2 separate regions of the Homo sapiens genome follow, and region 2 is linked to region 1. Evidence: chromatin loops called from intact Hi-C (ENCODE). Cell type or tissue: GM12878. All regions are shown on one strand. Each heading gives the region's core, and the rest is flanking DNA. Links, peaks and the distances in the headings are about the cores only.

Region 1 (4,000 bases), core at 1-4,000:
AACTCACAAACACAGAATCCACAAACAATGAGGATTTACTGTTTATTACTTCCAATTCAGGGGAGGGAACTGAAATGCTAAGAAGTCAACTTGCTTAAAGCTGAATGCAGCCATTAAGTGGCAGAATGGGAATTTGAACCTAAATCTGCTTAGTTTTCTAAAGGCTGTGTATTTCACACTGAAATATAACTTAGTGGTACACAAGATAAACCTTGGGTATTATCTTAGCATGATGTGAATATGTCAAATGCTTAAAAGCTGCTTAAATTGAGTGTTCTAAGATGTTGTTTATTATAAAAAGGTCAGAAGACTAACAACTGAATACTCCATCTCTCCAAAAGCAGAGGTTTGTCAAGACGCTGAGTCTTTCCTGAATTGGGTCATTAATGCAAATTCAAATTCAACACTCACACTCAGGACGTCTATGATTACCCATCATGTCAATCTTAATTTGTTAGTTTTATCTGTGTTTTATTTGGCTCTCAGATCTCTCTCCCCCATTTTTTTAATATGAAAGTCATATTCACCCAAGGTTGCTAAGCTGAATTTCCGAATCTTATAATTTTAAATTATCATAAATGTGCTTTGAAAATTGTTTACATATAATAAAAATTATACTCTAAAAAAGGCATAAATTTTAATAACCACTCACTGAATTAAAAACCTTTCTAATAAAGGTAATATAAATATTAATTTTATTATACATTGAAAATGAGACTCAAAATTCTTGACTGGGTCAAAATACCATACTAGAAGCACTGCCAGTGTGCTGGAATTATGTCATATATTGTTTCTATATTAAAAATCAAATAAAAAACCATCAGGAATCCAGTGAAATGGTTAACTCAAATTCACTATTTTATATGTGATTTTTTTATTTTCCTCATTACGTAAGCAGGTATTCCCCTTCCCAAATCTCCTTCCCAATGGTACTTACAGAGTATTCATAATTGTATCTTTAACTGCATATGGTGGCACAGAAAGCCAAGGACTGAACATTCTTATGATATCTACTGTATCGAATGAATGGCTAATGTCTAATTGCAGAATTAAGTAGGCTGTGCTTGTGCCAGCTGCTTCTCCATTTTATGGGTTTATTTGACTGATTATTTACAAGAAACACATTAAAATGGCATCTATTCCTCCTGAAAACATGCTGGCATTAGTCAATCAACAGAATTTAACCTTAATAGATACTACAGTCCAGTAAGTATGGCATCAAAAAAATGAGATGGCAGATACCAACAGAGCAGCATGGTACTTCCATGAGAAGGAGCCAGTGTAAGTCTTAATTCATTAAATATTCTGTTTCATGGGAGTTATGTAGTAAGTTTCTGTAAAGTAAAGCAAATCCAATGCTCTAGTTACAATGATTGAGTTAAACAAATACATTTCTCTAATATGCTTTTACTCCAAGCAACAATTTGCAGAATCCTGTGTCACCTAAGACTAACTAAGGAAGAATGAAAGTAGCTCTTTTTCTTTTCCTGAAAAGAAAGGATGTTTCCAGGTCTACAACTACATTTGAAGGGTGGCAAAGTGTTTTGTTAAAGTTGCTGTTATAGCATAGAAAATCTCTAGAATTTTTTCAAAGCTGGGAGTGACAACTACTTCAAGGATTGCGACTCAAATGCCTACAAAAGCCAGGTAGATTACATAAATGTGTGAAGAACCTGGTGTGAGGTGGTAGGAAGCTATGGAGACTGTAACAAACATCATGCCTAAATATATAAAAATTAATTATGTTAGACAAAACCAGACACTGTATTTCCTTCAGCCCTCAGAGTCCTCAGCCTGCCGATTTGAAACTTTTGATGCTTTGTCTAATCAACCTCTTTTATAGATAAGGAAACTTAAGTCCCAAGAGATTTAAGTGGCTTTCTCAGTGACATAACTGAGATGAGAACTGAAATATCCTCCATGTCACAGATCAAGTTTTTTTGTTCATCTTTATTTTTAGTTGGATCAATGTGCTTACTCAATCCGACATGCTAAGGTTGCCACTGTCTAACTTGTTATCTGAAACTGTGAGTTTCAGAATGATGACCTACTCCGGAGACAATACCACAGTTACAAATTCATATCAACTTCCTACTGAACCTTTTTTTAAGACAAATCAATTGAGTTGATTTACTGAAAAGTAAATAAGAATGAAATGCTTTAAAATAAACTTTCAGCAATTCAAATGGTGATACATTATCAATGCACTGGAAGAATCTACCAGCCAAACATTACTTAATTAACCCAAGCCTAAATAATGACTAACATTTTAAGGTTTTATTTACTGAATAAAAGTTAAGCAATCTGCAGCAAGAATTCTTAACCTATTTTCCATTTAAAACACAGTTACATTTTAAGATTTAAACTATTTTATATTTGTAATAAACAGTTAATAAAGTCCATAATTATTCCATCAGTTTAGTAGAAAGATGAACTCTTCTACTTCCTTTTGAAGAAAAAAAAAGCAAAAATACAAATATAAGACCACATTTTAGTTAGCTTTCTTGGCTAATAATTTCCTTACTAAAATTACCTTGCATGAGTAAGTTTACGTAAACATAACTTTTGCATATGCCAGAATGATACATACTTGAAAATGTGTCAAGCCACTAACCTTATAAAATGTATGCTTTATTTCATCTTTGTTACTTTTCATATGTTCCTTTATAGTTGAAGGTTTTGACTGAAGCTATCACTTCGCAGAAACAAACGGATGAACTACTTAGCTATTACAACTAGAGATTCTTTTAGCCCAGGTGTATTCCTGATCATGTTCTCCATTTCATGTAAGCTTTCCTTTTTTCCTGAGATCTTATTAATTTTTTACATATAGGTAAGCAGCCCCATTTCTAAAGTACTGATTAACCCAAAGTCATTAAGGTAGCTCTGTCTACCTTAGCAAAGCCTGGAATTTTTGCATAATAATGACGCTTATGAATTCCAGGGCTACAACACTTTTCTATAAAGAAACTTGTACTGTACAGAAGGTATTTTTTTATTCTAAATTGCTAATAACCACTCTCTCCTCCTACCTCATAAAAGCATATACATCAGTAGATGTATATTTCTGTTTTAGCTGCATGGACCACTGATGATGGTCATGGTTTTATATTAAGCTTACATTTCCTATAATAAAAAAAGATAACACAAATGCAAGGAAATTAAAAAAAGGAGGGGTGTTCCTGAATCCACAGTTATACAAAAATGATGAGAGAATACAATGAAGATGGAAGAAAACTTCAAAATGGAGATCTGTTAAATGTCCAAAGGAGGAGACGATTATTAACTCTGCATGGAAAGCCATACTTAGAATTTTCTCACTCTTCAAATCCCAGAGTAGTAAACAGATCCACATTTTAAAGAATTTTTAGGCCAGACCTGGTGGCTCGCACTTGTAATGCTAGCACTCTGGGAGGGTGAAGCAGGAAGACCGCTTGAAACAAGGAGTTCAAGAACAGCCTGGGCAACAAAGTGAGATCTCTGCCTCAACTAAAAAGAAAAAAAAAATTAGCCAGGCATGGTGGTGAGTGCCTGTAGTTCCAGCTACTCAGGAGGCTGAAGCAGGAGGATCACTTGAACCCAGGAGTTCATGGCTGCAAAGAGCTATGATTGCACCACTGCAGTCCAGCCTGTGTGACAGAGTGAGGGAGGGGAAAAAAGGGTTGTTATTATTCTGGAATTAATGGCTATTTGTAACTGAAATAGCTATGGGAATCAGAATTAACCACTTTTAGTCAATACAAAATATCCTAAAAAAAAAAAATTAAAATACAGAATCAAACATCACTATTCTATATGAAAACAAATGTTCTACTACAGTATGTCATTAGATCTAAACTAAAGATGTTTAAATTAGGGATGTGTGTCACTCAAGATAACAGTATGTAAGTAAAATAAAAATTAAAGAATTTCCTTTGATTCTATTAAAAATCAACACCCAGATTGTAAAAGCAAAACAAGTGTTTTGCAAATGATTATATTTTAGACTTTTTAGTCGAGT
Region 2 (8,094 bases), core at 2,383-6,382, 260 kb after region 1:
CTGTGCACATGTATCCCATAACTTAAAGTATAATAAAATAATACAAATAAAAATAAAAAGATTTAAAGTCCCCTGGACCTTGGTTTGGTTGAATTTTGTGACATGTACTTTGGGGAAACCTGGATATCCTGGTTTCTAATTTTAACAATTCATGATTAATGAGGGCCGATCACGGTGGCTCACGCCTGTAATCCCAGCACTTTGGGAGGCCAAGACGGGCAGATCACGAGGTCAGGAGACAGAGACCATCCTGGCTAACACAATGAAACCCCGTTTCTACTTAAAATACAGAAAAATTAGCCAGGAGTGGTGGCGGGCCCCCGTAGCCCCAGCTACTCAGGAGGCTGAGGCAGGAGAATGGCGTGAACCTGGGAGGCGGAGCTTGCAGTGAGCCGAGATCACACCACTGCACTCCAGCCTGGGCGACAGAGCAAGACTCTGTCTCAAAAAGAAAAAAAAAAAATGAAAAAAAAAAAAAAACAATTCATGATTAATGTTAAGCCTATCAACCTAGTATCCCCCCCCTTTTTTTTTTTTTTTTTTTTAGGAAAAAAAAAAGAACAGAGGAAATCTCCACTAACTGGCCGGGCACAGTGACTCACACCTGTAATCCCAGCTGTTTGGGAGTCTGAGGCAAGCGGATCACCTGAGGTCAGGAGTTCCACACCAGCCAGGCCAACATGGCAAAACCCCATCTCTACTAAAAATACAAAAATTAGCCGGGCATGGTGGTGGTGCCTGTAATCTCAGCTACTCAGGAGGCTGAGACAGGAGAATAGCCTGAACCCAGGAGGTGGAGGTTGCAGTGAGCCGAGATCATGCCACTGCACTGCAGGTCCAGCCTGAGAGACAAGAGTGAAATTCTGTCTCAAAATAAATAAATAAATAAATAAATAAATCTCCACTAACAGCTTTATAACCCAATTTTTTCTTTTTTCAAAATCAAGGATAGTCAATGCCCCACCCCCTTAAACCTAAGTTTTCCAGGAAAAAAAAATTATAGCAAATGCATCGGATCTTTTGCTCTACGAGCAAAATAGTGAATTTTACTTTCTGCTTTGGTAACATCACATTTCGATAACTCTGCTGCTCCAGTTGTTACCAGGGAAACAGCTACCTGGCTGCCAACAGCCTAAGCTGTGGGCTTTAAACTAATCACCACTGAGAAAGACCCTGTGACTTTCCCTCTTAACTTTGCCCTCTTTCTCACCTTCTTCTCTCCCTAATGTTTTTCTCCTCCAAGGCCCTGTCACCATTTGTAGTAAAGACTCAACCTATGCTTCCGTGGGAATGGAAAATATGGGTCAAAGTAGCATGAAGCAAAGGTCACTATGGAAAGTTTCCCCAATTGCTACACATGCTATCATTGAAAACAAAACTACAGTTTGGTGTGAAAAAGACCTCAGATATCTTATTCCAGCAATTCTTTGCGTGTACCCTACCCCATTTGAAAAAATTACTGTGTCATGTTTGGCGACTATTTCAGAGATATTCACCTGTTCCAATATGATATGTTAGTCCTTTTTATTTCCCTTTCCTACTATTTGTATTTTCAGATTTTTATGCCTATTTGAATATAATTAAGTGGGGAGTTATGGAACCTATATTACTACTTCCCAAGCTGATATTTACCACAGTTTTATGTAGCCTATACAAACATATTTCGTCCCAGTGGTAATGTATGTAAGTAGGAGACAATGTCAATATATTTCCCAAGGTGGTTTATAAAATATCTAGACCATATCAAGGCCACAAAATAAAGCTGATGTCATGTGTATAAACGTGTTTTTCTTCCCTGACAATTGATAGCTTTCTAGAAATCACTTATATATTGAGAATGTTCTTCATTCATAGGCTTGTTAAAAGATAATTTGGCAGGCTTGAACACCAGGACTAAAGGTGTTTAATCACTGTAATTTTGAAATTTTTGATACTCAAGATCAGATTCCAGTCCCAGGAATTTGCAAAAGTTAGAGACTCATCATTTTGCTTTTTCCTGAAACAGGGTGAGTTAGGTGCTTCCAAAAGCATTCACTATTTAACATTCTAGCATGAAACTTCAGTGTTAAACTTCAGGATTTTATGCCACGAGGAAAACAGCTGCTATTCATAAAGAGAAAGACCAGTGAGAGCATATAAGTCATCCATAAATTATCCAGATTCACTGCCAACTTTGTTGTAATAAACAAGACCAAATTTGCTGATGGAAGGGGGCCCACCGAGAGCGGCTAGATGTGCTTTCTTGGATGCCATTAGTTCCTCCTCAAAGTGACAGATGTCAGGTGCCAGCTTTGTAATCAGAGAGTCACTTTTATCAAGCCTCCCAAACCTGCCAGAGCAATTCATCAATATCTGATAACCTGTTGCTCAAAGAAAACCCCGCTGCCTAGTAGCCAAAGTCTGCCCAGTTTATAGCAGAGAATAAGAAAGAGATTCTAGAAGAGTTTGGATAAATGTGTTGCCACATTCATGAGAAGCTTATGCACAGGGGTTGACGTAAATACTGCCAAGAAAAGAAATCAGAAATACTCATATATTTACTTGAGAGCAATGTCTTCATTCAATTCTGCAAGAATGTCAAGTACTAACTCATAAGGAATAATAACATTTTCTACCTCAATTTCTATAATTCTATTGACAATAGACATTTATATTATTGTTTTTTTTAGTATGATATAAAGGATGTTGTGATCATTACTGGAAACATTTCAAATTCCCACTGGTGGGGTGGATTAATGTATGTCAGGAAAGCACAAAAAAATTGTTTAATGTGAAGTACTAGGAGACTAAAAAAATCTTTGTTTAATTCTTGGTAACACCTCTGCGGCCCACATATATTTTAGGCTACCTGTCTGAACTGAGAGAATGACTCCAAAATTCTGTCTCCAACAAAATATAAGCACTGAAAGTCCCATACATGACTTACATTAGATCAAACAGATGAATCGAACTCATAAACCATGAAAATAATGAGAAAAAATATACTCTTCTGTATATGTTATAAAATCAGATTTTTATAGCTTCAGTATTTTAATTTTTAAAAGCAAAGTGCAGAACAAAACCCAATCGAAAGGCATTTTTTAAGTACTTTTTTTATACTATGGGCTTACTTTAATAAACTTATTAGATTTGTGCTAATTTATTTAACAAGGGAAAGGGATTCATGGAATCATACCATAACAAAGTCAAAGATAAGTGGCTTCATTGAGATAGCAATTAACTTGGTTTTCTTGCCAGGACTGAGAATAATTACAGAACGAAAAGGGGAGAATATTGATTTTACTTACCTTTTTGGTTTAATTTGAATGAGAAAGAAGTAGGACTTGGGCAGCTTTAGACTTTATCAGAATATGAAAAGATAGTATTAAAAAGTGACTTTGAGTTTCTGGTAACTTAAGAGATTATCTATCATCATCTGCAAATGTCCTTAGAAGTCTGTGTTACTAAAGTAAGATTCTAAGGGTAAAGGTAGCTATGATCTGGAAGAGGATTGGTTGGAAGTCAAAATACTTCCGTTCTACTGCCAGATCTACCATTAACTAGCTCCAAGGTCTTCAGCAAGTCACTTCTCACTTTCTGAGCTGAACCTTACATCTTTAAAAAGGAGGAGTTTAGATGAGAACTGTGGGCAGTGGAGCGAGGCTGAGCAGGAGGCACTAGGGACATCCCACTCCTTCCACGCTCACCTCCATCAATTCATTTCATAAACACACTGTATTTCTTTGAATTTAGAACACATTGAGGATGTGCCACTATTTTACATGCCACCAAGAAAGAAAGATTACTGCCAAATAAATCGTGACACCCTATCAAATGTATCCCAATTTCCAAGGCTTTAAAAAGGGGGGAAAATCAATGTCTTAGAATTGATAAAATATGAATAATTGAGCTCCTCTGTTCTGGCAGAGAGAGAGAGAGCTACATTCTGGAAATAAATGTTGAATGAAGTCTAGATGATCAGACTCAAAGGGTTTAAGAGACTGAGCCCGAGTGTATATGGCTGGTAGAATTGGAATACAAAACCTGATATTCTGATTACAAGTTCAGTGATCTTCCACCATGTGACTTTGACCCCAAGACAAAGGTGGTTAAATTTCAAAGGTAGACGCAGGCCAAATGGAGACACAGAGCTACCAAACAGAAACTGGTTCATAGCTAAAAACAAGTCTTTTGCATTTTCAGTTGAGAAATGACTTTTCGTTATGCTTTGATAATTTTTGGTGACATACATAGATGCATTCAGAGAGCATCATCTTCAAACATGAAATAATACAATGTGTGTGTATTATATACACACAGTTTTATTATATGCATATACATTTGTATATATACTGTATGCATACATGCTTCTATTTACTGTTTCTATCACAAGTAATATTTTAAAGGTAGGTATTAATTTTGAAGTAGAAATGGACTCTGTTTCTGTCACAGTTTCTATCTCAAAGATTTTCTTTACTCTGTGATGATTTGCTTCTGAATACTGGGAACCTGAAAGATAACTAGAAGGGAGGGGCTTGCAATCATAATTACGGTTGAAGGCATGGATTCAAGTTTCTAAATTGGAATTAGAAAACCATTGCATACAGTCCTGAAAACAACAGGACTCAAACTAGTTGATGAGAAGTTTACCAAATTATAACTGAAATATAAAAATGCAGCTGTGTGGATCAACCAAAATTCAAACAGAAGAGGTAAAAAATATAAGTTCAAATACGGGGACAACCCTGAAAGCCTGATGCTGAACTAACAGAAATATGTAGCAGCAACTTGTATCTTATAGGGAGAAATGATCAATTGTCTAAAAGCATTGGCAAGGTAAGTCTGAAAAGGACAAGTGGATGGACGGGTTCCTCTAACCTCATTATTTCAGAATTCAGCCAGGCCTTGCAATAATTATTGTGCCCCAGTTTTGAAATGTTTCACCTTTGTTTCCACTCCATGAGTGAGTATAAGAAGGGACTCATTATGGGATAAGTAGATAAAATAATTTCTACTCAAATACAATCTAAAAATCACATAATGCTTTATCATAAATTCTAAAAAGAAGTAAGATATTTTGGATTTGGGGTTAATGATGAAGAACGTGCCCAGAAAGAGGTCATGCATCACACTCCTGGTTCTGTCTTCCATTGTGATATGGTTACTAACCCAATCAGTAGCATAACATGAAATTCTTAGTTTCTATAAGTCAGGAGTCAGTGGGAAATGGAGAAGGTAATTGAAGGAGACAAGGTATACTGGAAAGAGAATTTTCTTTGTGAGAGCCGAAATATGCCATATGTCTATGTCTATGTTTATAGCTCTATCTATATCTACATTTGGGTTATTTTAGTTACCATGCCAACAATCTCTCTGCCTGAACAGTTGTTATTGTTGTTATTTAAACTTCCTCTGTTAGATCCTAAGTCCTATAGGTAATTTCTTGGGCAAAAAATTACTCCAGGAATTATCATTGTACTCATATTTTATTCAGATGTTGTTTTTCAAAAGCACTTATTAAGTGACTTTTATGTCACTTTTTGAGAAAATAAAATATTGCCTTATCAGCTGCTTTTGTGATTTGTAAAAGGTTTTTCTTTCTGTTTAATTCACAAGGGATAAGTTAGGCTTTCTGAAGTTTATAAAGGCATGATGAAAATCATAGTAATTGTTCTATGAACAGGACTTATTCATAACAAGAAGTGATTTTCAACATACCTCATGAAGCCGGAGGTCTTTCTCATAGACAAGCTTTTTTACAAAGGCAGCTATAAATACAACCCAGGCAACCATAAGCACAATTGGAAGAGAATAAGAGACACTGGTTAGGAAGCTGTAAAACAAACAAAAAAAGAAAAATTCAGCGACCAAAATGAACACCATACTTGCAGAGATTATAATATATAAAGAACTCACTCTCTCTTACATTGAACTTATGATCGTGTTTTGAAATTGAAAATAATCGGTATTACCCCATTATTTACGAAGCATGAAGCTGATTTAACCATAGGTCTGTGATTTTTTTAGTGTAATGTTTCAAGAGTAAGAAAAAAAAAAGCTCTGGATTATTACATAAAATTGCCATATTGTTTAAATTGTGTTTGAGTATGTGTCTGGGAAAATAATTACTATATAGATATAATTGCAAGGCTCAAAACCTTTATGTCTAAACTAAATTCTTATCTAAAAGGCAGATTTAAAATGAGACGATGATTGGTTTACCTAACTAAAAGCTATATCTTCCAAAATTACTGTATTTATAGCTACTCTTAGGAAGATCATAGTTATTATGAAACTAAATTTCTAAAAATGAAATAAAATCTAAAGCATTCATTTGTTTTTGTTTGTTTGTTTGTTTTTTAGTAGAGATGGGGTTTCACCATGCTGGCCAGGCTGGTCTCGAATTCCTGGCCTCAAGTGATCCACCTGCCTCGGCCTCCCAAAGTGCTGGGATTACAGGCATGAGTCACTGTGCCTGGCCCAAAGCATTTGATTTAAAATGCAGACAAAGAACTTGGATTCCTCAAAGTAATGCTCTGGAAGATGCTTTATACATGGTATAGAAATGTCTATTTTGATGATGTGCTCAACTAGAGAATCACTGGAAGACATCCTCAAGCCCAGATGTATTCCTCAATGTCCTGCTCATGAAACCTGAAAGTTAAATTGGAGTGGTTCTCAAAGCACCCAAAGAGATTACTAAAACACAAGTTTCTGGGCCCCAGCCTCTGATTTATTATATCTGGGTGGGACCATCTATTTGCTTTTTAAACAACTTCCCAGGTGATACTGATGCTGCTGGTCCAGAGACCACACCTTAGGAGCCATGGTTCTGACAATTGATGCCCTTATTTGAGCTGAGGCAAAAGCAGTAGATGTCGATGAGAGATTCTAAGTTGCTCTGTTTATGTGTTGGGCTCCACTCAAGCTTTCACTTGGAGAAAGGTCCCAAGGCCATTTCCTTTTTTAATCTACAAGACTAAAAAATTACCTCCAAGTACCCCAAGAAAAATGTAAATATTAATGAAGCATGAGATCACTATCATTCAGTATCACTTTAGCATGCAGAAGTGTGTCATTATCAGAGAGATGAGGTGTTTTTTTGGTGAGGGAGCAGTGGGAGTTGAGGCCATATTCCATTTTTTTTGTTGTTGTTTCCTGGGAAACTGTATGGCATGGGGTAGGCATTTACAGACTACTTCTTGAATGAATTTTGTTTTGGTTCAGGTACAGCCTTGAAGTGATTTCTGGATCTAGAACTAGGCAAAGGCCTTCATTCATTAACAACAAATCCCCTGTAATGTTTCTTCCAAGTGATAGTGTATTTTAGATTTGGTCTAGTATAAAGCAGAAATGTTGGTCTTATAAACAGGAGGACTAGTGTAGTACCAGTTATATTATCTTGGGCAAGTTAATTAGCCTTTCTGGATTTCAGTTTTTTCATCTGGAAAGTATGGACAATAATTCCTGCTCCTACTTACATTATGAGGTTGTTGGGTGAAACAAATGAAATAATTAATGGGAAATCACTTTATATGCAACAGTGTATATGTGTGTAAGGCATAATGAACATATTCCCATAAAGAATACAGACTGCACACCCAGGTACCCACCATCCTAGGTACCAAAATTTATAAGGGGAACAAATGAGCAGGGAACTAGATAAGAATTATAACTTCATTGACCCCATAGATCTTTATAATTTGTGCAAACCATTGCAGTTCACACATAGTTCGGGCAGCACAGTCCCGTCCACAACAGCCTCCACAATAGCCAGCTAACCTTGACAGTCCACTTGATGGACTCCTTACCTGCTTCCTCATGCTACTGTTGCACTGGGTTACATTACCTCATCTCATTTATAACTCTTGAAGTAGCCAAGGGAGACAGAAGCATTGAAAGAAAGAAAAAAGAAGAGAAAAGAAAAATCCAATACCATCTGAATTGTATATAAACTGCAATAACTGGGTTGCGTAGCATGTTCAATTCCTTTAAAGTAATATTCAGCCTCAAGCTTTTATATAGGAAGGTGAGCTTGAAAACCATAATCTGCTTATTTTTTAACCATCTACAGAGTGAAGGAAGCATTCAGTGCTACCCAACTGGCAGATTTCT

Evidence for each region. A loop is a pair of places that touch in the nucleus more often than their neighbours do. Peaks named below come from ENCODE experiments on the same cell type or tissue, not always from the same donor. Only the 100,000 strongest peaks of a DNase experiment are listed, where the experiment ranks them.
Region 2: a loop joins it to region 1, with 2.3 times the contacts of the local background. A loop is called at or near these places in 1 of 110 quality-filtered maps.

The regions. Positions count from the first base shown.
Region 1 is chr2:214,735,493-214,739,492 of GRCh38, forward strand. The region is part of intron 9 of BARD1 (BRCA1 associated RING domain 1); the gene reads right to left. Among named protein-coding and RNA genes, the nearest start is that of BARD1, 72 kb to the right of the region's middle. RefSeq lists enhancers at 1,736-1,785, 1,826-2,025. In GM12878, for the core only: no CTCF peak of the experiment used is centred there; a DNase peak (open chromatin) is centred at 1,949; H3K27ac peaks cover 2,052 bases.
Region 2 is chr2:214,991,998-215,000,091 of GRCh38, forward strand. ABCA12 (ATP binding cassette subfamily A member 12) reads right to left here. Exons shown (of 53, transcript NM_173076.3): 23 at 5,698-5,812. Among named protein-coding and RNA genes, the nearest start is that of ABCA12, 140 kb to the right of the region's middle. In GM12878, for the core only: no CTCF peak of the experiment used is centred there; DNase peaks (open chromatin) are centred at 3,585 and 4,114; H3K4me3 peaks cover 552 bases; H3K27ac peaks cover 2,827 bases.